Regions from separate parts of the Mus musculus genome. Here all the other regions are linked to region 1. Evidence: chromatin loops called from intact Hi-C (ENCODE). Cell type or tissue: heart. All regions are shown on one strand. Links, peaks and the distances in the headings refer to the core of each region. The heading gives the core; the rest is flanking DNA.

Region 1 (7,605 bases), core at 1,070-6,069:
TCCAAGGCTCATTTCCCTACTTCTTTCTTTCTTTCTTTCTTTCTTTCTTTCTTTCTTTCTTTCTTTCTTTCTTTCTTTCTTTCTTTTTTTCCGACAGGGTTTCTCTGTGGAGCCCAGGCTGTCCTGGAACTCACTCTGTAGACCAGGCTGGCCTCGAACTCAGAAATCCACCTGCCTCTGCCTCCCGAGTGCTGGGATTAAAGGCGGGTGCTACCACACCCGGCTCCCTACTTGTTTCTTGAGTCCTTCATAATGTCCACTTACTTTCCCTCCTGTTTCTTTCCTTCTTCTTCTTCTTTTTCTTTGTTTTTGTTTTGTTTTGTTTTGTTTCTCTGTATAGCTCTGGCTGTCCTGGAACTCACTTTGTAGACCAGGCTGGGCTCGAACTCAGAAATCCACCTGCCTCTGCCTCCCAAATGCTGGGATTAAAGGTATGCGCCACCACTGCCTGGTTCTTTCCTTCTTTTCTCCCTCTTGAACACTCTTCAGCATCTTCCGTGCATTGAGAGCAAAGCTGCAGGAAAGCACACCACCTTATTCATGGTCCTTATGGACCAACCCGGGAATTGGAGATATTCATCAACTAATCTTCAAACCTGTCATTGCAAACAGCACTTAGGAGCAGGAGAGAAAAGAACTGAACCCTGAGAAAACCTCTGGCGGTAAAGGTTTCATCTAGGAAGTGGTAGCTGAGCTGCAGAGGAAAGGATAGTGTGTGCCAGGTGCCATCAATCTTAAGAGTCTTGGAGTAGGAAGAGAACCAGGCCTGTCACCATATCGATTCCTGCCAGCCTTACAGTTGGTATCCTAAATATTTACAGAAAGAAAGGGCAATGTTTGTTTTTTGTTGTTGTTTTGGTTTTGGTTTTTTGAGACAGGGTTTCTCTGTATAGCCCTGGCTGTCCTGGAACTCACTCTGTAGACCAGGCTGGCCTCGAACTCAGAAATCCGCCTGCCTCTGCCTCCTGAGTGCTGGGATTAAAGGCGTGTGCCACCACGCCCGGCTAAGGACAATGTGAGTAATATAAATCAGTGAAAATATGTACTTGTTTTGATGCGGATCAATGAATGACTTGAACCATTAGTCAAAGAGATCCAGAGTAGAAGGTGGAGGGGACTGTTCTGAGATACGGTGTGAAATAATAGTAACAGCATACTCTACCCTTTAATGAGAGCATGCGAGACTAGCCAGGTCTGGTGGAATACTCCTGAAATCTTTAGCTCTCTAGAGGCTGAAACAGGGAAGGCTTTTCATGAATTCAAGGCCAGTTTGGGCTACACAGTGAGTTCCAGATCAACACAGGCTACAGAGTGAGACCTGGTCTCAAGAAGCAACCACAGCAGGATAAGTAGAGAATTTTAGCCTTTGTCCCACCAGCAAATGGACACCTGTAAAATGACAATTCACTACTTTAGTGGTTCCTGTTATATGTTAGACACCGTGCAAAAGATTTCTTGGAAATTTTTCCTACTATTATCCCAACTTTACAGGCTGAAGACAGAGGTATGGAGGTTGCTTATTCTGTTAGGTAACAGCAGAAGCGTGACCCAAAGCCACGAATTGCAGTCCCTATGAGCAAGAGAGGTAATGATGTATAACTGAGTTTAATTCTCTTGGCAGGATGAAACCAGCTGTGGAGCTGAGAGCAAAGGGGTGTCAGAATTTAATGAACTAATCATTGAATTTAACCTCCTCCCTCTCTATTAATAAAATAACCTTTTAATTATATTCTGGCTTCTATATAGATTTTTCTGCTGGAAGGTAATGCACTGACCGGTCTACACAGGCATTTTGGTCTGTCTGGCAATTTTATTACTCATTGTGAGGTACTCTTAATGGCTGAGCCATCTCTCTAGCCCCTAAAACAAGTAAAAATTATGAAAGTCTTTACTATTTTCTCATGAAGGGCTAGTTTTAAAAATAAACCCAACGAACAAGAACAAAATACTGTCAGGCTGCCTGCAACGATGTGGTTTCCGACATGGAGATGAGCCTGTGTGTGTCCCTTATCTTCTTTGTTCCTAGCATAGCACAGTCTAAGAGCTTCCTTTGTTTCCCACAGTGCCTTTCTCAAACTCCCACCTTTGCACTGGCACACACCCTAGAGGGAAATGCCCCTTGCTTTTCATAGTGTACCTAATTTTCTGAGGCAAGGCAGCTGGCAGCCGGAGGTTGTCATTCAGCCTCACAGTCAAGTGCATCTTATGCTAGGAGCAGGCTGTTCCCTAGCATCATAAAACCCGATGTTCTTGACAAACACTGGTTCTCAAAAGCCACCAGGCTCCTGGCCTGCCCTAAGACTGGACCCAACAGTTGTGTGACACTGGCCTCATAGAGGGTCTCTGCATGCAATTAGCTCCAGACTCCACTCTTTGTCTGTATGGAGTTTTATTTCCCTTTTTTTCCCCGTCTGTTAATTCATTTCATGAGCAAAACTGAGACAACTGCAAAAGTTTAAAAGAGAAAGTGTCATAAAATCGAGGCCATTTGACCTTGACAAGCTCATCTGAAGCACATTTGAAGGCTTGAATAGCGCCCTCCCCTACACACACGAAAGAAGCATTCATATTCTCTCGAACAGATTGGAACGTCCATTTCTTCCTAGGAAGCATGGAAAACCAAGCCATGCAAAGTCAGATTTAGGATAGAAAAGAATCTAGTACCGTCTCAGACTACGGGGGTCCACGAGGCTCGGCGAGGGGGGAGGGGAGGCCGCCGGCAAGTGGCAATTGTTCGGAAAAACAATACAGCATTCCTGCTAGTTGGCTTTACAGCCATTTTCCCCAGAGCAGTTACTCGAGGCATGACTAACGGTAGGGCTAGAACCCCTCACAATCTCTCGTTCCCCGGAGGGAACCGTGTAGGATGGATAAGGGCAGTGCCTATTAGCCTCCGCTGGCCAGTCAACATGGCCACCTTCACATGGCAGAGGGCCACCCGGCGCTGGTGCACGAGGTGGCGAATGGAGGGTGGTGGTGGCAGGAAAGACCCTCGGCGAGAGCCACAGCACAAAACGGCCGCCACCGCCACGGCCGCCGCTGGGAGGCGCGCGCGCCGGCAGACCTCCGTGGGCAACGGTCGGAGGGATGTACCATACCCTCGTACAGGGGAGGCCGTCCTTCAAATCCAAATCCTCTCTTCTCCAGCAATCAACGTGGGGATGGGCGTAAACCCCAAGTCTACTCACTTACATCTCCATTTAACCCACGCCATCAAGATGACTAACTACTGGCAGGAGGCCCGGTTAGCTCTGCTCGCCCCCCCCATCGGTAGAATGGTTCAGCCGGAGCTCGGCTCGGCGGACCTCCCTGCCAACCCCCATCCGCCCGCCCGCGGCGCATTGGCGCGCGACGCCGAGGGGCGGAGCCCGAGCCGGGCGCGCGCGACCCCCTGCTCTATAAATACTGGGCCGCTTCGCCCGCCGCTCCGTTCGCTCCGAGTCTCCAGCCTGCCGAGAGCTGAAGCGATCCTCCCTCTGTGTCTTCCGCAGCCCTCCGCCTCGCCGCCTCTCAGTCTCCTCAGAGTCGCCCTCTCTCACCGCCGCCGCCATGAACGGGCAGCTCAACGGCTTCCACGAGGCGTTCATTGAGGAGGGGACGTTCCTCTTCACTTCCGAGTCTGTAGGGGAAGGTCACCCAGGTGAGCCGACGGGGACTCGGAGGAGGGAAGGGCGGAGGGCAGTGGCGCTGGGGGTGGTCGAGGCCGTCTCCGGCGGCGGTGGGCATGGCAGCGGCCGCGCGCTTCCCTCGTGGCGCCGCGAGTTTGCAATGTGCGGCCCCGCTCCCCTCCCCCTTTCTCCGCTCCTCATCCGGCGGCGCGCCCCGGCATGCGGAAGGTTCCAGAAATCGAGAAGGGCGGGGGCTCGAGGCAGTTTTGAGATCGGCGCGGGGAGGGCACTGCTTCCTCCTCTTTAGTCCCGTCGCCTGGAAAAACCTCAAGTGGGCGACCCCGCCCCGCGTGCTCGCGTCCGGCCGCCGGGAGCGCGCGCCCCGCATTGCAGCGGCTACCACGTGTTCGCCGCATGTGGAATTGGGGCGAAGCGGAGCTGGCGGCCTCTACCCACCCGACCCCTAGTTTGGAAGTGGGGGCTGGTGTCTCCGAAGGTCCCATCTCTAATATCCCTGACTTCCGGCCCCTGGAAAACGCTTAAGAGCATGGGTAGACATGCCCTTTAGCCTTCAAGGTGACAGACTGCCACTGACTAAATATAGCGCGAATTAGAGAAGGCATCCCTTATTTAGAGTGTGCTTGAAAAGGATGAAGTGCATGAATTAAGTGTATACTCCCATCGCGTTAGGTTTCGTTTTAAAGTCTTCCCTTTGGTCTTTTTCCTACAACTAAAGGAGGATTTATTTCATGTTTCCTTAAGGCTTTGTCCACTGAACCGCCATGATGAGATCGGTTATAATGAATCTATTATATGGACTTTGGGTTTCAGATGGAACATAACCATTTAGTAAATACTAATATTCAGTTTGAGCTGTTTCCGTTCGCAGGGGGTCCACAGCAATATTATTACATGGCTTGTGAGGAGCATCTTGATGAGTGATGGTTGAAAGACAAGTGTTGCTGTGGCTCCTCCCACACTCCCCTCAAGGAAAGGAGTATCTCCATATCTATTGAATCACTCCTTAGTACAGCCATTAGATTCCATCTTAAGGTTCTGTGGCTGCAATACACATTTTGGGGTAGTAACAAAAATCAAGGAACATAGAGCCAAGCACAGTGGTACACTAACTACTACAATCCCAGCGTTTAAAGTATGGAAGCAGTTTAGTTTGTCAGCCTGGGCCACGTGTAAGACCCTGTCTCAATACCACAAACATTCCAGACCAGGATACTGCCATTTTCTAAATTGATGAATCAAGGAGAAATTGGATATGGCTTAGAGCACACTTGAAAGTTTCCTGGAGCCGAAGGCAGAGGCAGGTGGATTTTTCTGAGTTCCAGGACAGCCAGGGCTATAACCCTGTCTCAAAAAAAAAAAAATTACTGCATTTTTTGTTTGCTGGTGTTTCTTCTGTTAAATTTATTTTCATGGTTAAAAAAAAAATCTCATTTCCCTATTGTCTAATAATAGGGGAAATGGACTGTTTTAAGAAGTTAATGACCTGACAGTTGGCTCTTTAGTAGGTTTGTAACATTTTAAATGTGGGGGATAAAAAGAACAGTTGTCTCTAAAATACACTGTGAGGTTATTTCCTATGGTAGGCTTTGAGATATCAAAATAAATCATTTTGACTTTGATTAATCTGAAGGGCAGAGGCAGGTGGATCTCTTGAGTTCAAGGCCAGCCTGGTTTACAGAGCAAGTTCTAGGACCGCCAGAGCTGCACAGAGAAACATGTCTTCAAAAACAAAAGACTGGAGATTCTCCCTCTCACCTTGCAAATACTACTATAACTTTACATCAAGCTTCTGTCACCTACAAATTCATAGCTATATTTGCTTCTTGGGTTGCACATAAACTGCTAGTTACATGATGAGATAGGGTTAGTAGTAATAGTTAAGTTGAACCAGGAACTTTTATTTTCCAGATAAGATTTGTGACCAAATCAGTGATGCTGTCCTTGATGCACACCTTCAACAAGACCCTGATGCTAAAGTGGCTTGTGGTAGGTACAGAGCACTTGTTTATGAATGGCAAAAAAGGCGTTTGAAGCAAAGTTTTGTGGTATAGGTAATACCAGCTACTTGGGAGGTTGAGGCTGGTAGCAAGTTAAATGCCTATGTGAGTAATTTACTAAGACCTTATCTGAAAAACAGAACATGAAGCCAAGCCCAGTGATACAGCTTATATAACATGATTGAGTTCCTCAGCAAAAACCCCCCCCTTAATATTTTAAGTATAAAACTTTGTTTTATTAGAAACTGTTGCTAAAACTGGAATGATTCTTCTTGCTGGGGAAATTACATCCAGAGCTGCCATTGATTACCAGAAAGTGGTTCGTGAAGCCATAAAGCACATTGGATATGATGACTCTTCCAAAGGTATGTTTTAAAGATTTTTTTCCCCCTGTGAACTCATTTTTGCAGATACAGAATCTGCAAAAATGATGCTAGTGGGAGAGACTTCTGGAATGTTCCTAGTAATCCTTGACTCTACATAGTTACACCATATCCTCTAAAATGTGACACATAGTGTAAAAGCAGTCTCCTATCCTACAAATAAAGTGACAGATTCTCATCAATAGTGTGACCAGACATGATGATGTAAACTCAACTTCTGGGTGTCAAAGCAGGAGTTGGCTGCTTGCTTAGTTGTAGTTTGAAGTCAGCCAAGTTAGAGACCTTATTCCAAACCATAGAGGGGGCAGTAAGTGAATTATGTGAATATGGTCTTTTAAAGAAGTGCTTGACCACTTGGCTTTGGCATGTCCAGCTTTCTAGCAGCACAGCACTACTGTTAACATTTTGGAGATAAAAGGAAGGTTACTGGAACACCTTGTTTTATAGGGTTTGACTACAAGACTTGTAATGTGTTGGTTGCCTTGGAACAACAGTCACCAGATATTGCCCAAGGTGTTCATCTTGACCGGAATGAGGAAGATATTGGTGCAGGAGACCAGGTATTACGATGTTTATTAGGATCCTTTTAAATGTTAAATTCTGACACTTTTATTGACCACTTCTCCATATTTTTAGGGTTTGATGTTTGGTTATGCCACTGATGAAACTGAAGAGTGTATGCCTTTAACCATTGTCTTAGCACACAAGCTAAATGCCAAATTGGCTGAACTACGCCGCAATGGTACATTGCCTTGGTTACGCCCAGATTCTAAAACTCAAGTAAGTAGTGATCTTAAACCTACATTTCTCTCAAATTACATTAAAATTCCCAAGTTAATTATAGCTGACTAGGGAGAATCCTTGTCTTTTCTGCTATATTTGAACTTATGATAGAGAACCCACTATAAAGCTGTTTGACAAGTGTTCCCATCTGTTTTGCATTCAAGGTGACTGTGCAATATATGCAAGATCGGGGTGCTGTGCTTCCCATCAGAGTCCACACGATTGTTATATCTGTTCAGCACGATGAAGAAGTTTGTCTTGATGAGATGAGGGATGCTCTGAAGGAGAAAGTGATCAAGGCTGTTGTACCTGCAAAATACCTTGATGAGGATACAATTTACCACCTACAGCCAAGTGGCAGATTTGTTATTGGTGGGCCTCAGGTAATATATGAAATGTTTTGGTTTATCGTTGGTTTCTGGATGCCACCATTTTTTTTTCTAGTCTGCTTCCTTCATTTCACATACACCCTGTATCTTTTGTAGCCTAGGCTACCATAGAATTCACTACGTATCTAATGTTATGGCATTGTGCAGCTTGTTCTGCCAACAAGTGCCTCCCAAGTGGGATTATGGGTATGATCTACTTCTGGCTATAGATGAATCTAGAATGGGTACTAACCACCTCTTATTAGAAAAATTACATGGCCAAGAGTGGAAGTACACCTTAAATCCCAGTACTTAGGAGGCAGGAAAAAACACAGGTGGATCTCTGAGTTCCTGGACAGCCAGGGCTATTATATATTACACAGACCGACTCTGTCTCAAGGGAAAAAAATTACATGACTTAAATCCTATAATTCCAGGGTGATGC
Region 2 (7,605 bases), core at 1,804-6,803, 74 kb before region 1:
GTCAAAGGCAGCAGTAGTAGACCCCTAGGCTGTTCTTAGCCACTTCCTGATCAGCCTGGACTTCCCTGCCTGGTCCCCAGCCAGACTCTGTATGCCCTCTCTATTCTAGTTCCAGTCTTGACTAGGTCTCTGAGCTCCAAAGCCCTGATACCTCCAGTTCCTCTGCCAAGAACATCTGGATTGCCCAAGTAAGATGCAGCAGTGGAAGGGAACAACATGGGACAATGGGTTCACTAATAAAGGAAACCCCAGAGGCCAGACACAGGAGCAAATGTCTTTCTTTAATCCCAGCATTTGGGCAGCAGAGGCAGGCAGATCTCTGTGAATTCAAGGCCAGTCTGATTTACTTAGAGAATTTTGGATTAATTGAGGCTGCCTAGTGAGACCCTGCCTCAAAAAGAATAAAAAAATAGATTAAAAAAGAAAAACAAGGGTTGGAGAGATGGTTCAGTGGTTAGGAGCATGGCTGTTCTTTCAGAGGTTCTGAGTTCATTTTTCAGCAACCACAGTGGCTCACAACCATCTGTAAAGGGATCCAATGCCCTCTTCTGGTGTGTCTGGAGACAGTGACAGTGTACTCACATATATAAAATAAATCTTAAAAAAAGAAAGGAAGGAAGGAAGGAAGGGAGGAAGGAAGGAAGGAAGGAAGAAAGAAAGAAAGAAGACAGAACAAAAAAAAAAAATCCTCTGAGCTCTGCTCCCCAATTTATTCTTTGTAGGTCAGTGGCTGGTTACCAGGAGGCTCGGAATGTAAGAGGCTAGTGGTCAAGGAAGAAGAGAGCCCAGAGGGGTGGGAGGGAGGCCTAGGGTGGGACTTCAGGTTTTGGGCAGCGGCCTGGAAGGCCAGTTCTCATCTGACCAGACTTCCTGTGTCCCAGGGAGCTATGGATGGTGCGTTGAAAGGTAAGTACACACCGCTTCATCTCCATGGGTCTGCTCTGCTAGGATCTTACTCCCTCTGGCAACAGATCCTCCCCCCCCAGGTCCTCAGGTTCTGTTTACTTCACCAAAGGGGTCCATGCAGCTATGACTTCTGCCTGATCAGGCCTGAGAGGACCCTCTTGGGCCTTTCCCAGGGTCTGCACTAACTCGAAAAGCAGCCAGTATGTGTCCCAAGATCAGTTCTCACTTGGAAATCAGGCAAGGCCTGTCTGGTAGGTCCTCCCTGAGTGTCAGGCCTGGGAAGACAAGGTGCACAGAATGGCCAATGTTAGGTTTCAAACATGCTGGCACCCTCTGCTGCAGTAGTCCCCCATGAAGCCTTCTTACCCATCCCCTTCCTGGTTCCAGCCTTCTTCTCTGCTTCTTTCAGCAGGAAGGAGGCTGTCTGCTTCCTCCATAGCCCCTGCTCTGAGTAGCTCTGTTGCTGAGGTGAGCTGGGGCAGATGTGGGAGATGTCTGTGGGAAGCAGAGTCCTTGCCCAGGAGCCCTCCTAATCCTGGGGCCTTTACACCCCCATGAGGAACACGCGTGTGCACTTAACCGGGTGTGCAGCTCCCCCGTCCCCGTGCTGCACCCCAGGCACAGACACTACTTGGTTTGGCCTGTAGGACTCAGGCTGGGGCTGGCAGATGGAAACACAAATAACTGTACCCCAGGGTTCTCTGCTCGCCATGAGCAGCTCAGCACTTGGGTGTCTCTTTGAGTAGCTCTGTGTATTGTACAGAATGGTAGTCTGCTGGGTCAGCCTTGGTACTCTGGAAACTGTGACCGTCAGTCTGTTGAGAGAGCCCTGCTTCACTTCCAAAAGGTGGGCATCTGTCAACTCTTGGCCTTCTCTGAAAGTCCTCTAGTCTCTGCCCATGCCTGATGAGGCTGGCAGTAAGGGCGGGGGAGGCGCTTCACATAATTAGTCAGCTGGCCTTAGGCAACTAAGATGAAGTTCATGGCTGGGGTCTCCTCCACAGGATGGGGCCTACACGGTGCGCCTCAGCTCTGGGCCTCACAGTTCCCAGCCCTTCACTTTGGCAGTACTCCTCAGAGGCCGTGTCTTCAACATTCCCATCCGGCAACTGGACGGTGGGCACCACTATGCCCTGGGTCGGGAGGGCAGGAATCATGAGGAGGTGGGTACCGGATGAGTCATGGGCCAATCACCGAGGTGGGTCAAAGAGCAGCACCCTGGGCCTTGCCTGGAGCATGTGTGTTTTCGGGGGGTGGGGGACACCGATTGCTTCCCTCCCTCACCCTGGCTTGAACAGAAATGCCTCTGAGGTAGTTCTGTCTCTAAGTGCCTGCCTTGCAATATGAAGGTCTGAGTTTTACCCCCAGAGCCTCAGGGGGTAAAGTAAGGCAGGAGAGGTGGCTCAGGTTTATTTATAATCTTGGGCTGGGAGGTTGAGAAACAGGTATCCAAGTCAGTGAGAGGCCTTGTCTCAGAAGACAAGGTTGGGACTGGAGAGATGGCACTCACTGGTTTGAACTGGGGTTCCCCGTACCCACATGGCCGGCACACTTGTCTATAGCCCCAGTTCTGAGGGTCTTAGCGCCCTCTCTGGCCTCTGTAAGCACACATGCATGAGATGCACATATATCCGTGTAGGTAAGACACTCGTACCTATTTAAAAAAAAAAATTAAAAGAAAAATCCTAATAAACAAGGTAGCTAGGCATGGTGGTACTCACCTTCAATCCTACTCCTTGGGAGCTAGAAGCAGATGGATCTCTTTAGTTCTAGACCAGCTGGAACTACGCAGTGAGACCGTGTTTAAAAACAAAATAAAGCTGTGTGTGTGTGTGTGTGTGTGTGTATGTGTGTGTGTGTGTGTGTGTAGCCAGAGGCCGGAACATCTTCCCAGACATCTGGCACTGTGAAAAGAGGCCTATCTTTTCTGGGAAGGACTTCCGTGTGCCATGGTTCAGTCTTCATAGGGTCAAGGTGAGGGCAATGAGACCATCTGAGAGGAGGGCAGAAATCTCCAAGGACCTTTCTCCCCAGCAACTGGCTTCAGACCTAGACAGTTGCCCACCACTCAGCTTCCATTGAGAGAGGCCACAGCCAAGGACCAGGCCTAAAGCAGTTCTCGCCCAGCTCTGGAAGCCCGAGGCTGGCCAATAGCATAGCATGCTGGTGCAGTGGCAGGCTCACAACCAGACAGCAGAGCGGCGTTTCAGTCTCATAGCGTGGGGGGAAGAAAAAATATCTAGAAAAATGCCAGCCAGCTCCCCTGCCAGGCCCTACAGTTGCCTTAGAAAGTTGTTGGCAGACTGAAGCCTAAGGGACCCACAGATGCCCTGCCTGCCTTATCCAGCTCTTCTCCTCTGTGGCCGCCATGGTTCAGCATTACACGAAGCACCCCCTGCCCCTTGTGGACGGACACAGTGGCAACCGGGGACTCACCTACCTGCGCTTCCCCACCAAGCCCTGAAGAAACAGCAGCACACAGATCCCCCTCAGGCACGTGATGTGTGCCCCATTCACTTTCTCTCCCACTTTAGGCTGTTTTCTTTTCCCTGCCTTCCTCCACCCCAAAAGCTCTGCAGGTTCAAACTGAGAGGCATGAAGATGGCCACCTGGGAGGCTGGCTTCCTCAGAGACACTGCCTCTCCTTAGACTGACTTCTTGTGTGTGGTTTGCATCTTCTGGGAGGAACTAGGTTCCCAGCACACAGTATACTTTCAATAAACATTTACTGACTGAATTCTCTCTTAATACCGCACACACACCTTTTTGAGTATTATAGTAGGTACAACTGTGTGTGATCACGTGCATGGGAGTGCCTATGTCCACAGAGGACAGACTCATCGGATACTCTGGAGCTGGAACGAGGGGGTCAGGAGGTGTAAGTTTCCAAAAGTAGGTGCTGGGAAGAGCAATAATGGTTGTATAGTCCCTGAGCTATCCCTACAGCATAGGGGAGGGATTCTAGAGTATGCTGAGAATAGCGGCCTTCCCCAGAAGGCCTTATACTTCCTGAGAGGAATGGAGTAATGTCGCTGTGTGGGTCTATTTCGTAGGCTAAACTGCAGAGGAAAGGGTTCGGGCTTTTGTTCTTCTAAATTCTTCTAAATTCTTTGCCAAGGAGAAGGGCCAGGCCAATAAACTGACCTTTGTTCATGCTTGCTGGTCGTGGGCAAGGAAGGGGGGAGGAGGCTCAAGGTTTCTGGAGGAGAGAGAGGCTGATGGTAAGCATTTGATGTCTAGCTTTATAGCGTTATAGGAAGGACCCCAGGAGACAGTCTGGATGAAAGCCTAGAGGATGAATAAAGGCGCTGGGAGCCTGGGCCAGTGGATGGTAGAGGCTCTGCGACCCAAAGCTGAGCTGCCTGGCAGGACGTGGGCCCAGCGGGAATAAGGGGCTCCGGGTTGGGCTGGCAGCCAGCAACCCACAGGCTGGCCCAGGGCGGGGGTGTCTCCGGGCCCTGGCGTGGAGCCTGGAACACCCCGTGCCGGAAGCACCACGTGACCATGACTCCGCAGAAGTCTCCAGCGGCCGGGAAACAAAGGGCAGCTCAGGGGCTGCCTGGCATGGGGGCTGGCACGGAGGGCACGGTTCCCACTGGTGCCATGCTGCACCCCAATACCTCTGGACCGTCTCCTGGGGAACCTAGAGTCTGGCGTGACCTGGAGGCTTGTGGGATGTCCGGGGCGGAAGCCAGGGCCTAGGGATCTGCTGGCGAGGAAGGGGGTGGGGCGGGCCACGTGGGCTGCGGGAGCGTGCACTGTCGCCTCCGTTCGTCATCACCCTCCGGCAGATTACCCTCCCTGAGCTGTAATAGATGGGAAGATAATTGTCCCTGCCCAATCATCGACCTCCGGTTAGGAGGCTTAAGTGAGGGCCTTCCTGCGTAAGAGGCGCATCATGAGCCACACTCTGGCTCCCTTCTCTTACACCAGCCCAGAATTCGGGTCAATTAACTGCTACTGATAAAGCCCAGCAGGATGCAGGCTCAAGCCAGGAGTCTGATCATGGACAGCACCTGCCCAGTGTTGCAGGAGTGGGGGGATCTCAGCCTGCGGAGGGTAGGGACTCTCTGCTGCCTGCCAGGCCTGTTAGCCTAGCATTTCTTTTTACCCCAGGCCACTTCTAGGCTCAAGCAGTGGAAATGGCCTCTCTCTCCTACCATTTCTCCAGGCACCTACGGACTTAGGATGTGGGCCACTGGCACTTTGGGGTGCCCTCATCTGCTTTGAAGACAGAAAAGCCTTTTCAGGCCTTTTAAATGAGTTCTGAACTCCCTTATCGGTAAACTAAGAGCGCTTTTGTTATTGGCTGCAAAGGTACTTCATGCTGGGGCAGGAGATAGGTAGTTCTTAGCTAGCCTGGTTTATATAGTGAGTTCCAGTCCACTTAGAACTGCGTACAAACAGTCTCAGAACAAACCCCCAATACATATTACAAAAGAAAAAAAAAAAAAAAGAGGTAACTTTCATTCATTGTTCCTGCAAGAATCAGGGAAACTGTCCAGGTAGTGTGGGCAGTACCTAATTATTAGAGCCCCCATGGCAGAAATGAGCATGATCCTTAGGACAGCAGGCCATCAAGGTGGTTGGTTCAGTGTGTGGGTCAGTTTCCTGCCAAGGCTGACACAGGGTGGAAGAAGAGAACCATCTTGGCTATGTTAGCCTCTGACCTCCACATGCTGCGGCCTCCTCCCACCGTAGAAAGACACTGAAAGAGAAAAGAGCAAGGCCCAGAACTGGCTTAGCACCTCCTTAGCTGACAGATGTGTATCCAGATGTCTTCTCTCCCTGGGACCCAACCCATTCTGGCCTTCCCCACCTTCCTCTCCCTCCTCCTAGCCTTGGTCCCTGCTACTTACCTTTCACCCACCCAGAACCAACCTGTCATCCCCATATCAGATAGTCAGGACAATGAAGACAGTTGGTGACAAGTGTTGAAAAATTCATTCTATCCCAAGTTCCTCAAAGCTGACAATATGGACTCATTTTAACATGCAAGTTCAAGCCAAGATTGTCTTAAAGCTCTATTTTTTTTTTTTTTTTAAATTCAAAGACAACAGTTTTATTACACTTTGAGGTTTTGGTTTCGTTTTGAGACAAGGTTTCATGTTGCCCAGGTTGGCATCAAACTTGCTGTGCAGCTAAGGATGACCTTGAACTCCTGACTCATCTGACTCCACCTTTTGAGCATTGAGATAATAGACATGGGTCACCATGGCCAGTTTGTTCCACACTGGGGACCAAGCATAGGGCTTCATAAATGTTGGGCAAGCACCCTACCAACTGAGCTACGTCACTAGCCAGTAGTTAATTCCTTTTGAGTAGATGAATGTGTACAGTTATAGCTGGCTGGCAACCATCCCATCTTTCCAGGCTTTTTGCCTTTCTAAATGTGAAGGAATAAAAATGGCAGGGGCAGGCCTGGAGGAACCTGGGAGGCCTGGTAAGGAGTGTGAGCATGGAGGGTATGAGCATTAGAGGACACAGGGGGAGCACTCCTCCAGTTTCCTACAGCAGAGATCAGTGAGCCAGCACAGATGCAGGGAGAGTGGGAGGCTTCGGGTATTTCTGTAATTCCATGGAGACGGAAGCCTTTGACTTTCCACTGCCGACCCTGCCAAGCACTCAACCACGTTTCCTGAGGTGAACAGGCCAGACTAGAAAATTCCAGGCAGGGTCATCTGCTGAGAGAACAAGTCCTTGAGAGATACTGTGCGTGACAGATACCAAATGGTTTGTTACTGAGGACCTGAAAGACTAGGTGAGCCCAGGAAGTATGCGGCTGGGGAGGATGTGAAAGCCATGGCCCAGGCCATAACACATCTGCTGGGTTCCCAGTGTGATCTAAGTTAACCATCCAGGCTTGCAGCTGACCTGAGAGGAACGTGTACAGAAGAGTCCAAGTGTGGCTGAGCCATGCATCCTCTGTGTAGCCCTGACCTCGGTCACCCCCTGCCTCCCCTCCCTCCTTGCTTATTCTAGGAATCAAACCCAGGGGCTTGTATATGCTAAACAGGCATCTAACACTGAGAGCTGTTTTTGCTGCGATGATTCTTGTTATTCTGCCCATACTAAGCTTGAATTTGCCATTCCCCTGCCTGGGCCTCCCAAGCAGTTGAGATTACAGGCATGCAGAGATTTCCCAATTAGAGTCTGGGTTATGTTGGCTTTATTTGTTTCTTTGCCATGCATCGATGAGAAGCCAACCCAGGGCCTGGTACATGCTTAGATAAGCACTGCACCACTGAGCTGCAGCTCCAGCCCTCCTCTTTGAAAACAGTCAGTGAAGCTGTGTGTGCTGACCCATGCCTATGATTCAGGAGCTCAAGAGGTAGAGGTAGGAAGAGCTTGAGTTTGTGGCCAGCCTCAGCTTTATGGTGGTGTGTGTGGAGGGGTATTAAAAAGAAGAGAGAGACAGCAGTGGAGCAACACCTTTAATCCCAGCACTGGGGAGGCAGAGGCAGGCAGATCTTTGAGTTTGAGGCCAGCCTGGTCTACAGGGCAAGTAGCAAGACAACCAGGCTACACAGGAAAATTGTGTTTCAAAAAATAAACAAAAGAAGAGTGAAAAAAAGAAAAAGAAAACAGAGCCGGGCATGGTGGTGCACACCTTTAATCCCAGCACTCAGGAGGCAGAGGAAGACGGATTTCTGAGTTTGAGGCCAGTCTGGTCTACAAAGTGAGTTCCAGGACAGCCAG
Region 3 (7,605 bases), core at 1,540-6,539, 95 kb before region 1:
GGAGGGGAAAGCCAGGAGACCAAAATGCCAAAAGGGCACGAAAGAACCCATAAAGCCAAAACAGCTGGATTGTGTAGGGAAGGGCAGCTGGAGGAAGGGCAGCTCGGTGCAGTCCCTGGGCTGGAGAAGTTTAGGATAAGGAGTGGGGAAGCCATTCAGAAGGACAAAACAGGTAAGGACGACGAGGGATGCTGGGAAAACCCAGAGGCCAGTCCGCCTTGATATGGTTTTTGTTTGCTTGTTTGTTTTTTGTTTTTGTTTGTTTGTTTTGGTTTTTCGAGACAGGGTTTCTCTGTATAGCCCTGGCTGTTCTGGAAATCACTTTGTAGACCAGGCTGGCCTCAAACTCAGAAATCTGCCTGCCTCTGTTAAATAGGCATCTCATTTGGCCTTTCATCCTGGGCTTGAGAGCGATCAGATGGGGTGGCTGAATTCTCACCTGGGTCAATCCCCAATACCACCTGGGGGTGGAATAGGCCGAAGGATGAATCAAGCAGATATTGTAGTTCTAAATTCTTGAAAGATTTCATAATCTACAGAGTGAGTTCCAGGACAGCCAGGGCTACACAGAGAAACCCTGTCTTGAAAAGAAGGGAAGGGAAGGGAAGGGAAGGGAAGGGAAGGGAAGGGAAGGGAAGGGAAGGGAAGGGAAGGGAAGGGAAGGGAAGAAGGGGGGAAGGGGGGGAGGGGGGAAGGGGGAAAGGAAAAAAAAATGAAGGAGCCTTCTAAAAGTGTCCCAAATTAAGTCAAAAGCATTATCAAAATAAAATGCTCTTGACAAAGCATTAGTGGACTGGAGATGGCTCAGCTGTTAGAGCACTCGCTGCTCTTCTAGAGGACCAGCTTGTAAGTCCAGCTCCTGGGTGATTACACCCTCTTCCGGCCTCCATGTGCACTCCCAGACTACATATACTTAACAATAAAACATCTCCTTTTTTTTTTTTTTAAGTATTCCTTTAGGTTTTTTATATTTCTTCTTCTTTTCCTCCTCCTCCACCTCTTTGGTTTTTCAAGACAGAGATTTTCTCTGTACCAGTCCAGGCTTGACTGGAAATCACTCTGTAGACCAGGCTGGCTTCGAACTCACAGAGATCCACCTGCCTCTACCTCCAAAGTGCTGGGATTAAAGGCATGCGCCACCACTCCCAGCTCTTCATTTCGTTTTTAACCACTGAAATGTTTCATATATAGGTCACTGGTCCTGGTCACTTTCTTTCTTGGTTGTTTCTTTGGACAGGGCCTCACTCTGCAGCCCAGGCTAGCCTGAACTTTATGTAATTCAGGCTGACCTTGCAGCAGTATGCTCACCTCAGCCGTGCCTATGCCACACTAGCTGGCTCATCCTTCCAGATCTCCCTTGTCTCTGCCTCTCATCTCGCTTGAAGGAACAGTAGAATCACACCTGTTACCACACCTAGCCTTTTTTTTTTTTTTTTTTTTTTTTTTGAGACGGTTTCTCTTTATAACCCTGCTGTCCTGGAACTTTGTAGTGCAGGCTGGCCTCAAACTCACAGAGACCTGCCTGCCTCTGCCTCCCAAGTGTCGGGATTAAAGGCGTGTGCAAGGCATGTGCCATCATATCTGGCCACATCTGCTTTATATGAATTCTGGGGATCCAAACTCAGGTCTTCATACTTGTACATAGGTGCATTACCCATTAAGCCACCTCCCCAGCATCTCTGTGTGTATCACATTTATGTGTTTGTGTGAGTGTGTATGCATAGGCACAGGTCCACACACGCATACTGTGGCACCTGTCTATGTAGAGGTCAGGGGACACCTATTGGAATTAATCCTTCTTCAGCCAGATGGCTCTAGGGAGTCAAACTCAGGAAGCACAACCCAGGCATGGTGGGACATGCCTGCAATCCCAGAACTTGGGGGTCGGAGGCAGAAGCACCAGGAGATCCAAGGTCACCTTTGATAATGTAGTGAGTTTGAGGCCAGCCTGACATAAAACACTGTTTAAAAAGAAAAGGAATCCAGGAATCTATTATTTGACTAGTGTAGTCTATCTTCGCTCCATTTTATGTATTTCCTTCATTTTATAATTGTAAATTCATGAGAGAAGAACAAGTTTCATTATGTTATGAATTCAGCCAGGTGTGGTACACGCCTGAAGTCTCAGCACTCTGGAGCATCTGAACTCAAGGCCTCCAGGGGATAAAGAGACCCTGTCGCAGGAAGGAGGAGGAGGGAGAAGGCATGGGCCGGGGGATGGTGTGTGCGCGCGCCTGTGTGTGTGTGCGCGCGCGCGCAGCTACAGCATCTTAGGAGTGACAAGTAATATTCAACTTTTACAAAATTGAACTTAACCAGGCAGTGATGGCACACGTCTTTAATCCCAGCATTTGGGAGGCAATTTCTGAGTTTGAGGCCAGTTTGAGTTCCAGGACAGCCAGGGCTACACAGAGAAACCCTGTCTATGGGGGAAAAAATGAAATTAGAACTCTGAACTCATCTCTGTCTCCCAAGTATTGGGATTATCACGCTTAGCTGGAGAGACGTTTTCTTTAGGTTTGGAGGAAGACATTTATCATTTGGTACAAGAAGGCATTCCTCAGCGAGCTGTATTTCCTGGATTCCCGGAAGCTACGACTTTGGGCAGGGGCGCCACCTAGCGGGATGCTGTGGAAGCAGGTCTGGGCGCTCTTTTTTGTTAAGAACATTTATGTGAGTGTTTTGTTTGCATATCTATGGGCACCATATATATACTTGTTGACCAGGGAAGTAAGAAGAGGGTGTTGGATCTAGAAATGGAGTTATGGACGGTTGTGAACTATGATATAAGAATTGAACTTGGGTCCTCTGCAAGAGCAACAAGTATTCTTAACCCATGAGCCACCCTCCCCACCTCTCTAGTCCCCCCCCCCCCCCAGAAGTCTTATTGGAATGCAAGCTTCTGCATTTTGATAGAGCTAAGCACCTAATTCCTGAATCATAAAGACCTGTGTGATTTTCAGGTGCCAAAAGTCATTTGACAATGGCTGTTTGCTTTCTGAATATCCAACCTTTCGGGTGTAGCTGGCCTTTACCTACTTTATGGGTTCTTTTTCCCACCCTTTATCTCCCCCTCCACCCCCAGCCCAGTTTCACTCCCAATCACTAGATAGGAGAGAAAGAAGGCTAGAAGGGAGAGAGAAAGAGGGAGAAATCCTTGAATCTAATTTCTTTCCGTTTATTTCTTCTTTGAGCATGACTACTAGCAAACAGCAACCAAACTTCCTGAACGACCAACAACCACCCACCGAGTAGGGTGCTAGCATTTATAAACCCTCTGAAAAATCCCACAGGTCACACAATTGCAGAAACTATTGCAGCTGGCAAAACCACGCCTCTGCTAGAGCAGGAGGCAAATCATAGCCAGCTGTGAAGCAGTCTCATAGCCCACACCTGGGATTAAAACAAAAACATATGCTTATAATATTTCTGTGTTTTTTGTTTTTTTTTTTTTAAGAAACCAATATTCCAAAATTCTCAGTACAATCGGGTTCAGTTAAATCCACGGGGCAGTGTTGTTAGGTGATTACCAGGAACATGATGGGAGTGAGATTTCCCCCTTTAAGGGACTTTCCTTTATTTGCATTCTTAATAATGAAGGCCTCTTAATAATGAAGGCCTCCAGGTTCAGATGTCAGCCCCCGCTCTCCTAGGAATTGAGCTTCAGGCTGTCATTCTTCTTGTCACCACCAGGGGACACCCTCTCCTATAGAATGCCTCTCAAATGGGCATGGAAACAAGCAAGGGGACTGTGGGCTTTGGCCCGAGGCCCAGCATCTGTGTTCATCTGTGGCAGAGTGATTTCAGGACCCTCCATGCCTGTGGAGGAAGGATGTGGGTTGGAGAAGCATCCTTGACCCACTGTGTCTGGGGTCTCGTAAGGAGAAGGGGAGAAAGTCAGGTCAGTATGGTTTGGGAATTTCTCTCCCATTACCCTATTACTTAGGGGAGGGAGGGAGGGAGGGAGGGAAGGAGGGAGGGAGGGAGTAACAGAGAGAGAGATAGAGATAGAGACAGAGACAGAGAGACACAGAGAGAGACAGAGAGAGAGAAAGAGAGCCTATTTCTATTCCTGTCCCCACTCCAGTCCACCATACTCAGCACAGGAAATCTGCAAGGGGTATGTCTAATATTTTCAGAGACTATTCCAAGGGACTTCAGCACAACCTTGGCCTGTGCCCAAGAAACAGGGAATCCACATACCTTTCCCATTAACCAGAAAAGCAACAGCTGCTGACCCAGACCCTGAGCACATCCTGAGGCCTTTCCCATCTGAAGCTCCAGCTTCCTGGTCTTACTGTTGTCCATCACTCAGAACTTTCCTTCCCCTAAACACACAGCCGGTCCCTTGCAGACTTCAGACTGGAGCCTCAACTCAATGGAGCCTCCTCTCAAGGGGATTTGTCTCAATGATAAAGCTGTAACAGGGCTATGGAAATAGCTTACATGGTAAGAGTACTTGCTGTGAAAACATGAAGAAAGGAGTTCCAGCCCCAGAAACTGTGTTTAAAAGCCAGGTGAAGTAGATCACACTTGTAATCCCAGTACTAGAAGGTAGGCATGCCTGCTTATGCATGCATGCATGTGCACACACACACACAGAGAGAGAGAGAGAGAGAGAGGAGAGAGAGAGAGAGAGAGAGAGAGAGAGAGAGAGAGAGAGAGAGAGAGAGAAAACAAAGAACAAGGAGGCTGGAATGAGATGCCCAGCTGACAGGTATTGAACTGCAGACAGACTCCTAAGAAGGATTATTTGACATCTGTGGGGCAATGGGGGAGGGGAGGGCTGTGTAGTGCCTGGAAAGTGGGGTGGGGGAGAATAATAGCATCCCCCCCCCGAAGATAAACAGGAGAGGGGGATACCGGGGAGTGAGAAAGGTTGGTTAAAGTAATCTGGAGAAGACAGTCTTCAGTTTTCTGTGTTTACCAAGGGGACTGTTGTCCGCAGGTAAATGGAACGGCAGACAGGACATGGTACCTTCCCTATAGGCCTAGTGGTCGGTGATGGGCAGGAGAGTACCAAGATATGGGCCTTCCAGGGAGACCAAGGCTTGCAGAGCTGAGGGCTTTCCATAGAGTGAGTAACCACTAGCTATGCCTTACAGGAGATAACAGCCAGGAGCCTGCCATGTGCCAAGTTGTGAGCTAGGTGCTAGGTGTAGGGTTTGGCTGTGAACCCTACAGAAACCAGGGCTGCCATTTATAGAGCTTACTTCAGCACCCTGGAGGCGGTACAGTCTAGCTCTGGAACAAGCCTGTGAGCTTAATTACCATGGAAGCCTTGAGCGTAGGGGTTGGGGGGCTGCTGAAGGAAGTTCTTCTGAGCTGTGGCCCGAAGGAAGAGAGGACAAGACAGAGCATCCCAGGGAAAGAATGGCCAGTGGGCAGCCCCAGGTAAGGTGACTTTGCTCCACCACCCTCCAGCCTCACCCTGGCTTCCTGAATACTGGGCCTTCTCCTGTCTGAGCAAAGTCTGGACCAGGGGACCAAGCTGGGAGAGAAAAAAGACACAGTGACCCCAGCATGGTGATCAAAACACACGAGAGGCAGAGGCAAGAGGATTGAATAATTAAGGCCAGCTTGGGCTACATGAGACTTTCTTTCTTTGTGTGTGTGTGTGTGTGTGTGTGTGTGTGTGTATACCACTATGTGTGTCTGGTGCCTAAGGAGGCCAGAAGACGATGTTAGACACCTTGGAATTGGCATTACAGATAATTATAAGCCAACATGTGGGTGTTGAGAAATTGAACGCAGGTCCTCTGGGAAAGCAGCCTGTGCTCATAACCGCTAAGGTGCCTCTCCTGCCCCGAGACTCTGATTCAAACACAGCCACACACATACACACACACACACACACACACACACACACACACCTCAAACCAAAGCCACACACACAGACACACACACACACACACAGAAACACACACACACAGAGCCCAAACAAACAAACAAAAACAGCAGTATTCTAAGAATGAATGGTCCCAGAAAAAGAGCTGAAGTGGAGGCAGGAGTGCTGGGCTCTGGCAGGGAAGGCCATTCATTTGAAAAGACATGGGGCCTTTTAAAAAAAGACTAAAAACAGTAAGCCGGCAGTGGTGGTGCACACCTTTAATCCCAGCACTTGGGAGGCAGAGGCAGGCAGATTTCTGAGTTCGAGGCTAGCCTGGCCTACAAAGTGAGTTCCAGGACAGCCAGGGATATACAGAGAAACCCTGTCTCAAAAACAAAACAAAAACAAAAACAAAAACAAAAACAAAACAAACAAACAAAAAAAAACCATGTCTCTGTGTGTCTCGGCACATGCATGTGGAGGTCAGAGGTCAGAGGGCAACTTGCTGAAGCCAGTTCTCTCCTTGGGTCCTGGAGACCCAACCTGGATTGTCAGCGCCTTTACTCATTGGCCCAAGATTTTTTTTTTTTTTAAAAGATTTATTTGGGGGCTGGTGAGATGGCTCAGTGGGTAAGAGCACCCGACTGCTCTTCCGAAGGTCCGGAGTTCAAATCCCAGCAACCACATGGTGGCTCACAACCATCCGTAACGAGATCTGACTCCCTCTTCTGGAGTGTCTGAAGACAGCTACAGTGTACTTACATGTAATAAATAAATAAATAAATCTAAAAAAAAAAAAAAAAGAATGGCATAAAAAAACCACTAAAAAAAAAAGATTTATTTGTGTTCTTTTAAAGTGTAAGTAGGTGGTGGTGGGGTATGTGCAGTGGCTGCAGAGGCCAGAGCTGTCAGATCTCTCTGCAGCCAGAGTTACAGGAGCTGCCTGACGTGGGTACTTGGAATCCATCTCAGGTCCTTTGGAAGGACAGGCAGGGTGTGCTCTTAACCACTAAGCCATGGGCCTAGTTCCACCAACGTTTTTAAACAGTGGGATGTATGTATATAAGAGGCTTCCTCCTTTTTTTCTCATTTAGAGAAAGTCTAGGAGAGTTGAGACATTCTCTTATAGACTTGGCTGGCTTCAACTTTCCATGTACCCAGGCTGGCCTGGAATTCCTGATCCTCCTGCCTCTACTTACCAAGTGTCAATTACAGTGTACACTACCATGCCACACCCTATTCTCTTACAGCTTTGTTTTGTTTGAGACAAAGTCTCATGTAGCCAAGGCTGGCCTAAAACTCATTATATAGCTAAGAATAACTTTGTCCTTATAGGCTTGATTTTATACGATGCTGGGAATCAAACCCAGGGCTTTATGCTCCATCCCCCTCTGTTTTCCCCTCTGTCTTAAGATTGTCTTTTCTCAAGGCTCCCTGAGTTAGATGGCTCACTAGCCTAGCTGCTATTAGTAAGCCCCAAGTTAAGGGAAAGACCCTGTCTCAAACAAAACAAAATAAAATAATACAAAACAAAACAAAACAAAAAAACCCACCACCCACCACTACCACCACCACCATACGAAACATCTCTAAGCTGGTTTGGCAGTTCAAATGAATTAATTGTTGCTCCTGCAGGGACCTGGGTTCAGCTTTCAACACTTACACTGAGTGACTCAAAACAGCCTGTAACTCCAGTTCCAGGAAATCCAGGATGCCTCCAAAGGCAGCTACAACATGTTCACACACACAGCCATACACAAACATGCATGCATAAA
Region 4 (7,605 bases), core at 1,632-6,631, 54 kb before region 1:
GCAAGCAGAATTGTGCATTCAGATTTTTTTCTGTCTCGGGAGGAAATTAGAAGAAACTTTTCCAGGAAATTTGATCAAGCAGGGGGCAGAAAAAATTCTTACAGCTGTTAACATCAGAGGCTTCCCAAGGAATTGGACCAATCAAATTACTCTACAGTGAAATGGCCAGAACATGTGCTCCACATATACAAAGGAGAGTCCAGAGAGCCCTTCCATGTCCCATTCTTAACTATGTCAGTAGACAGACAGTTCCCAGAATGGTGGCCAAATAAGAGGTCTGGAAAGCAACTGCACAGATGGGACTAGGTCAAAGGCCGGGGAGAAAGGTCCTCAAAGTGATGCCATGGACGGGATGGCTACTACATTTGAACATACTGAGCGATGTATAGCACTCTGGGGAGCTGGAGGGAGTGGGGCTGAATTAGCAATAAGCACACAGAAAACCAGGCAAATGACAAGCCTGCCTTTTACTAAGTCTAGAGATTAAAAAGAGTTCTGCAGGAAAGGGAATGCAGCCCATTTGGATGGTTAGAAAGTTGAGGGACACGAGGTGAAGTTGGTAGTCTGTGAAAAACCATCTTTACTTTTCATATTAAGAGCCAGGGTCTGGAACTCAGTGGTAGCATGGGCAAAGCTCTGAGTTCGATTCCCAGCAAAGAGGAAACAACAACAACAACCCAACCAACCAAAAAACAAACAAACAAAATCCCTGAGTTGGTGTATTCTACCCAACAGTTCTGCAGTGGACTATGGGGTAGCTTAGTGGGTAAAGATACTTGTCACCAAGGGTAATGACCTGAGTTCAATCCCTGGTGCAAAGTGATAACGAACCTCCAAGCATATGCTCTGGTACATGCACACCCCTTCCAAAAATATACAAATAAAACTTAAAGCAAACACAGAAGTAAAGAAAAGTCCCCCATAGATACCAGAGACAATAGGGTCTCATGTACCTCTGGCTAGACCTCAGTGCCACCATCTCCAGTTTATGAGTATGCTTGGCTCACAGGAATTGGCACTATTAGGAGGTGCCAATTGGCACTATTGGCCTTGTTGGAGGAAGTGCATCACTTGGGGGAGGGGATGGGGGGGTTGAAGTCCTATGCTCAAGCTCCACCCAGTGCAGAAGGGAGCCTCCTCCTGGCTGCCTGCTGAATGAAGTCTCCTCCTGGCTTCCTTCAGATCAAGATGTAGAACTCTCTCTTCTAGCATCATGTCTGCCTGCACGCTGCTAAGCTTCCCACCATGATGATCATGGACCGAACCTGTGACATTGAAAGCCAGCCACAGTTCAATGGTTTCTTTTATAAGAGTTGCCTGGTCATGGTGTCTCTTCACAGCAATGGAACCCTAAGACAGTGGGGTACTGGGGATTGAACCCACAAATTTGGCTTCATGCATTCTATGTATGTTTTTTACTAGTTGAACCCCGCTTTTCTAGCAGTTTCCCCCTTTTCAGTTAAGCTCCTAGAGTTCTCTCCTATAGTTTGAAATGGAAAGAATGTTAGCTACATAGCTCTCTGGCTCATCGCTTACCCACCCCCACCCAACCTGCACTCCCAGACAGGGTTTCTCTGTGTAATCTTGGCTGTCCTGGAACTCGCTTTATAGACCAGGCAGGCTTTGAACTCACAAAGATCAGTCTGCCTCTGCCTCCCAAGTGCTGGGATTAATGGTGTGTGTCACCAGGGCCCAATGGTGACTCAGCATCTCTGGATAACAGGCTTCTCACTCAGGTCCCACGTCTCTGTTCCTTTTGATTCCTGGTAACCTCGGCGGTTAATCCTTTTTCTTTTCTCTATACCTTTCCCATCCTTCGTACAAGTATCCGCCACACCCATTTATCAAAGTCAGATTTCCTTTGAATGTGTGGGTTGGGTTGTGTCATGATCTGAATCATGTCACCAGGAAGATACCTGCCTGGGCATCCCCTTCTTCTTCCTCCCTCCCCTTTGCTTTTTTGACAGGTTTTCTTGTGGCTCATACACCACTGCTGGCTTTATTCAGTGCTAGCTATCAAACCTGGGGCCTCATGGATGCTAAGTAAGCATTCTACTAAGATACATCCCCAGGTCCAAAGGATGTTACCAGTGCCACTTTTCTGCTTGATATTTACCCCCAATATGGAGAATTGAACATAGGGTCTTGTACAAATGAGACAAGCTCTCTACCAATTAGCTTGACTTGTTTACCAATATTGTTTACCAATTAGCTTGTCTTGTTACCAATATTCCCTGCCTGCTTAGATTGACAGTTCTATTGGCTTACTCTTTCAGGTGTAAATTGACTTCATTCCTGTGAGGGATGTCACAAGATCTACTATAGCCAGGTTGATCTTGAATTTGACCTGCTGCCTTGGTCTCCCAAGTGTTGGAGTTACAGATGTATGCCATCATAACTGGCTTGCAAACTGATTTCTTTCTTTTCTTTCTTTTTCTTTTTTTACTTTTAATCTACATCCTACCTTCCCCATAGAAAAATTTGAACTTTACACAACCAATAAAATATAAATAATAGTAATTAGAAAATAAAACCAGACCAAAGTGGATGTTAAAGGGACAGAGAAATGAATGTTTGGGGGATATGTGGTAAAATGATGTCACAAAGTACTGTTCTTGGCCTGAGGTCACCGGAGAGTAAGGCTATCAGCAGTGACAGGCATGGAGACACAGCCTCACACTGTTGCCAGCACAGCCAGGGAGTTCTCTTCTCGTTTAGGGACAGACTTCCACTCAGGCAAGAACGGGGTTATTGGCGTTAGGGACAGACTTCCACTCAGGCAAGAACGGTGTTATTGGTGTTGCTGTAGAAAAGATTCAGAACAAGCCAGTGTAAGGCAGTATTGGAGTTTATTAAGAGATTATAATGTATTTTTTAAGCTGAGAGTAAGAGAAAGAGGCTCAGGAATTGAAGACATCCCCAGGTACGGGCATGGGCTCCTCAGAGGAGCTTTTCTCCTTATGTTCTTACAGTGGCTTGCTGCATCATCCTGTGGTTTCTGAGTTACATTGCTCAGAGGTGTAATTAAAGGTTAAAGAGCCTTCTTTTGTAAACTTAGTGGTAGAGTGAGTTTACAAGGGCATTATCTAGACTTAGTGGGAAGATGAGAATGTTCAAACTCAAGGTCAAGGATCACTTTTTACTGTAGGGTTTTTTTATTGCCTTTGCCCTCTTTGTTTCAGATGTCTTTTTTTTTTAAACATTGATTGATTGATTGATTGATTGATTGTGTTCATGTGTAGGTATGTTCATGCACATGCTAGGGCACATGTGTCAAAGTCAGAAGACGACTTGTGGGACCCAGTTCTCTCTTTCTACCGTGTGGGGTCCAGGAACAAACTGAGGGAGGCAGCAAGCCCCTTTCCCTGCTGAGCCTTCTCACCGCCCCTCTTTCAGGTGTCTTTTAGGAAAACCCTGCCTCTGCAGGCAACTTTGGCTTTACCAGTGGTGTGCGAAATTTCCTGATTCTTCCAGAGGGATAAGCTAGCCAGGTATCAGGGTGAAGTGCCTTTTCCCCTCCTGTCATTTCCTTCTCCTGTGTCCTTAATTTTCTGCCTTTCTGACCTGCCTCAAGCTAAGCTAGACATCTCAGGATTTAGGAGGTACTGCACATAAATACAATTGTGATGGTTTGGATGAGAAATGTCCCTTGGTCCCAAGGTGCTCTTTGGGAGGTGTGGAAGGCTTCGGAGGTGTGGCCTTGTTGGAGGATGCCTGACACTGGAGGTAGGTTTGAGAGCTAAAAGACTGGAGCCAGGCTGATTTCTTTCTATCTGTACCTGAAGATGTGAGCCCAGAGCTGCTGCTCCAGCACTGGCTGCTGTCTAGGGCTCTAGCTCTCTAGAACATAAGCCCAAACAAACCCGTTCGTTCTCCTATGAGGTGACTTGATCATGGTTTATCACAGGAACAGAAAAATAACTAATGCGCTTACTGAGTGCTAAAATCATCAAGGTTATGGTGGGCCACGCCTAAAAGGGAAAAAACTGAAATGTTCTATTCGGGGGCTGGTGATTGTGTAATTTACTGATGGGGGGGGGGGCGTGCCACAGTGTGCACACATGTGGCGGTAAAAAGATTCCCAAGGCTCAAGGTGTCTTTCCAAGCTACTGATGTCATATTTAAATTCCAGGCAGATGGAAAAGATCAGAAGTGAGGAGGGAATTTCCTTTCTATACTAAGGATAGGTTCAGGAAGTCCTACTTTTATTTTAATGTCCCAAAGGTAATCATAGGACACATCTAGATAGAAAGGAATCCGGAGAATGTAGCATTTCAGCCTGTGTGCAGCTGCTGAGGTTGTTAAATAGCGGCTTCTGAGATAAGCACTTGCCAGCGCACAGTGTATGAAGATGACGATAACACAGTTCTTGCACTTGTTACATAATACCATTCTGTTGGGTACGAGTGCGTGCAGAGACCAGAGGTGGAGAGCAGAGGCCAGAGAGGAAGACTGTGTCTTCTTAGCTGCTCTCTACCTTAGTTTTTGAGACAGAGTCTCTCACTGAACCTCAAGGTCACTGCTTTTCACAGATTGCCTGGCCAGCAAATCCCACGATCTTCCTGTCTCCATCTGCCCAGTACTGGGATTACGGACACTTGCTTGTCTGGCTTTTCACATGGATATTGAGAATCTAAATTTAGGTCCTCAAGCTTTTATGGCATCCACTTTACCAACTGAGCCATCTCCCCAGGCCTTTTTGTCTGGCTTCCTGAGACAGGGTCAAATATAATCAGGGATGGTCTTGAACCCCTGATCCCCTGCTTCCAACTCCCAAGTACTGGGATTTTAGGCATATATAATCCCATGCTAAGAACTTAAGGTCATAGATAATTTTTAAATACCTGGCTAATCTTAATTATTTAATTTAATTTTGTTTGGTTTGGTTTTGGTTTTTGAGACAGGGTTTCTCTTTGTAGCCCTGGCTGTACTGGAACTCTCTCCATATGTAGACCAGGCTAGCCTCAAACTCACAGAGATCCTACTGCCTCTGTCTCCCAAGTGCTGGAACTGAAGGCATATGCCCACCGTGCCTGGAAATTCTTTTTAATTTTTAAAGGACTCTTCATACAGACTTCCACAGGGGCTGGCCTAGTTGTGATCCTACAGTGAATAAGAGGTCCTTCTCTCTCTATTCTCAGGATTTGTTTCACTTATTTTCCTGAGCATGGCCTTTCTAACTGGTAGTTGACAATCATTTAATATTTAATCATTAACAGACTATGGTACCATTAAAAATATATCTCAATTGGGCTGGTAAGATGACTCAGTATGTAAAGGCACTTGCCACCAAGCTTGATGACCTGAGCTCATAGAAATGACTACCTCAAGCTGTCTTCTGACCACGTGTGTCATGATACACAAGCTCACACACAGACTCACACACACACATAAATAAATAAACAAATATATTTTAAAATATACATATCTTGGAAAGATGTGAATTGTAGGACAAAACTACAAGGTAAGCTTGAGTCTGTCTAGAGACACAGGGGGAGGTTTATGAAGACTGTGGCAGATTGGGGGCTCTGTGGCCCAAATTTGAAATCCCAGCACTTAGGAGGTTGAGTCAGGAGACTTGCTGTGAGTTCCAGAACAACCTGGTTTACATAGTGTAACCTTGGCTAGAGTGTGAAACCCTGGCTCAGAACAAAACCAAGCAAAAAACAAACAAACAAACAAACAAACAAACAAACAAACAACACACATCCCAACCCCACTAGTTGCATGGTGATTCAGTGAGTGCTGGAAAGTCGTGCTTCCAGTGCCCCTGAAGCTCAAAGCAAGATGAGCTGCCCCACACCTGAGATGATGAGGGTCCTTTTACTCTCTTCAAATGGAAGTTACAGGCAGGCAAACACCCATATACATAAAATAATTACTTAAAAAAGTAAAAGCCCTCAGAGCTGCATCAGCAGCTACCCTCTGCCCATCCCACACATTCGAAGTCATTGAGAGAACAGGGATCTGAGGTGAGAGTTCAGAGTTCATGTGACTTGGGACAATATCCAGTGACTGTGAGGATGTGGAGAGATAAGAACTTTAGAGAGCTGTTGGTGTGAACTTTCTGGGCCTTTCTAAGGGGAACTTGTCAATATGTAAAAACATCTGCAAAATGTCCATTCCCTTTGGCACATCCGTTGTTAGAAATCTCTCTCAAGGAAGTGATAAAAGCCTGGCTCGCAGCACACATTTAGAACAGAGTTTGAAGACAGCATGAACCACAGGATGAAGCCAGTGTTAAAACAAACACAAAGACAAAATGGCATTAAACAAGAAAAAGAAAAAGAAAAGCTGGAGGCTGCAGAGATGGCTCAGTGCTTAAGAGCTCTGTCTGCTCTTACAGAGGCCTTAGGTTCGATTCCCAGAACCTACATGGTGGCTCACAACCATTTGTAATTCCAGTTCCAGGGGATCTGATGCCCTTTTCTTTTCTTTTCTTTTCTTTTCTTTTCTTTTCTTTTCTTTTCTTTTCTTTTCTTTTCTTTCCTTTTCTTTTCTTTTTTTTTTTTTTTTTTTTTAAGTTTTTCAAGACAGGGTTTCTGTGTGTAGCTCTAGCTGACCTGGAACTCACTTTGTAAACCAAGCTGGCCTCGAACTCAGAAATCCGCTTGCCTCTGCCTCCCAAGTGCTGGGATCAAAGGTGTGCGCCACCACCGCCCAGCTTGATGCCCTTTTCTAACCTCTAAGAACACCAGGCACCCACATGGTACAGATATACACACCAACAAGAGGAAGAGGGAGGAGGAAGAAGGAAGAGGAAGAAGGAAGAGGGAGGAGGAAGAGGAAGAAGGAGGAGGAGATTCAGCAACACAGCAACTTTTGAACTTCAGAGACTGTTTCTGAACAAGAAGTACAACTTCCCTGGGCAGTGGTGGCGCACGCCTGTAATCCCAGCACTTGGGAGGCAGAGGCAGGTAGATTTCTGAGTTCGAGGCCAGCCTGGTCTACAGAGTGAGATTCAGGACAGCCAGGGCTACACAGAGAAATCCTGTCAAGAAAGAAAGAAAGAGAGAGAGAGAGAGAGAGAGAGAGAGAGAGAGAGAGAAAGACAGGGAGGGGGGAGGGAGGGAGGGAGGGAGGGAGAGAGAGAGAGAGAGAGAGAGAAAGAAGAAAAAAAGAAGTACAACTTCCTGCTGGGTATGGGGGAGCACGCTTATCACCCTAATCTTTCAGAGGATGAGGCAGGAAGATCCAGGATTCAGGGTTCACTATAGAGAGAGTAGGGTGCCCAATTGAGCTACATGACCAAATAATAGCAAAACTAAACAAACAAACAAAAACAATCCAAGCAGAATGAATCCAATGCATTTCAATGTGAGACATAACTGTTGAGTTCTAGCCAAGAACCACGAGCTGTCCTGTCCCCAGTCCTTCTCTTCCCCTCCTGACTGTGCTGGCCCTGCCATTGCTATACAGGAAAGGTTTACAAGAGTCACTTCACTGCTTGGATTACAGTCCCCGCAGCTGTTTGGTGGGATGTTCTAAACCTGGTGTTCATCATTGTCTTCTCCCATGATGTCTTATTCCTGTTTTGGAGTCATCTTCCTACTGATCCTTCATTGTCAAACAGTCTTCTTTATAGGTGTTACTAACTCTCACATG

Evidence for each region. Hi-C counts contacts between places; a loop is a spot of excess contacts. Peaks named below come from ENCODE experiments on the same cell type or tissue, not always from the same donor. Only the 100,000 strongest peaks of a DNase experiment are listed, where the experiment ranks them.
Region 2: it touches region 1 in a loop (5-fold over the local background); 19 of 42 quality-filtered maps call a loop at or near these places.
Region 3: it touches region 1 in a loop (4-fold over the local background); 40 of 42 quality-filtered maps call a loop at or near these places.
Region 4: a loop joins it to region 1, with 2.6 times the contacts of the local background. A loop is called at or near these places in 5 of 42 quality-filtered maps.

The regions. Positions count from the first base shown.
Region 1 is chr6:72,435,381-72,442,985 of GRCm38, reverse strand. It overlaps Mat2a (methionine adenosyltransferase II, alpha), which reads left to right and starts at 3,430. Exons shown (of 9, transcript NM_145569.5): 1 at 3,430-3,640; 2 at 5,538-5,615; 3 at 5,869-5,991; 4 at 6,457-6,569; 5 at 6,646-6,789; 6 at 6,957-7,175; 7 at 7,598-7,605. The coding sequence starts at 3,550. Particl (promoter of Mat2a antisense radiation induced circulating long non-coding RNA) reads right to left here and starts at 4,303. Exons shown (of 1, transcript NR_046011.1): 1 at 2,371-4,303. In heart, for the core only: CTCF peaks have their summits at 2,840 and 3,055; DNase peaks (open chromatin) are centred at 2,089, 3,255 and 3,865; H3K4me3 peaks cover 3,783 bases; H3K27ac peaks cover 3,138 bases.
Region 2 is chr6:72,509,690-72,517,294 of GRCm38, reverse strand. Sh2d6 (SH2 domain containing 6) reads left to right here. Exons shown (of 12, transcript NM_001374030.1): 6 at 110-188; 7 at 723-753; 8 at 882-906; 9 at 1,316-1,374; 10 at 1,670-1,753; 11 at 1,911-2,069; 12 at 3,254-3,654. The coding sequence ends at 3,370. Among named protein-coding and RNA genes, the nearest start is that of Sh2d6, 6.5 kb to the left of the region's middle. In heart, for the core only: a CTCF peak has its summit at 6,401; DNase peaks (open chromatin) are centred at 4,504 and 6,454; H3K4me3 peaks cover 987 bases; H3K27ac peaks cover 3,591 bases.
Region 3 is chr6:72,530,366-72,537,970 of GRCm38, reverse strand. It overlaps a transcript of Sh2d6 not described here. Among named protein-coding and RNA genes, the nearest start is that of Sh2d6, 14 kb to the right of the region's middle. In heart, for the core only: CTCF peaks have their summits at 2,618 (motif pointing left) and 3,682 (motif pointing right); DNase peaks (open chromatin) are centred at 2,610, 3,770 and 4,200; H3K4me3 peaks cover 473 bases; H3K27ac peaks cover 872 bases.
Region 4 is chr6:72,489,828-72,497,432 of GRCm38, reverse strand. No RefSeq gene overlaps it. Among named protein-coding and RNA genes, the nearest start is that of Sh2d6, 26 kb to the left of the region's middle. In heart, for the core only: no CTCF peak of the experiment used is centred there; DNase peaks (open chromatin) are centred at 4,352 and 6,062; H3K27ac peaks cover 26 bases.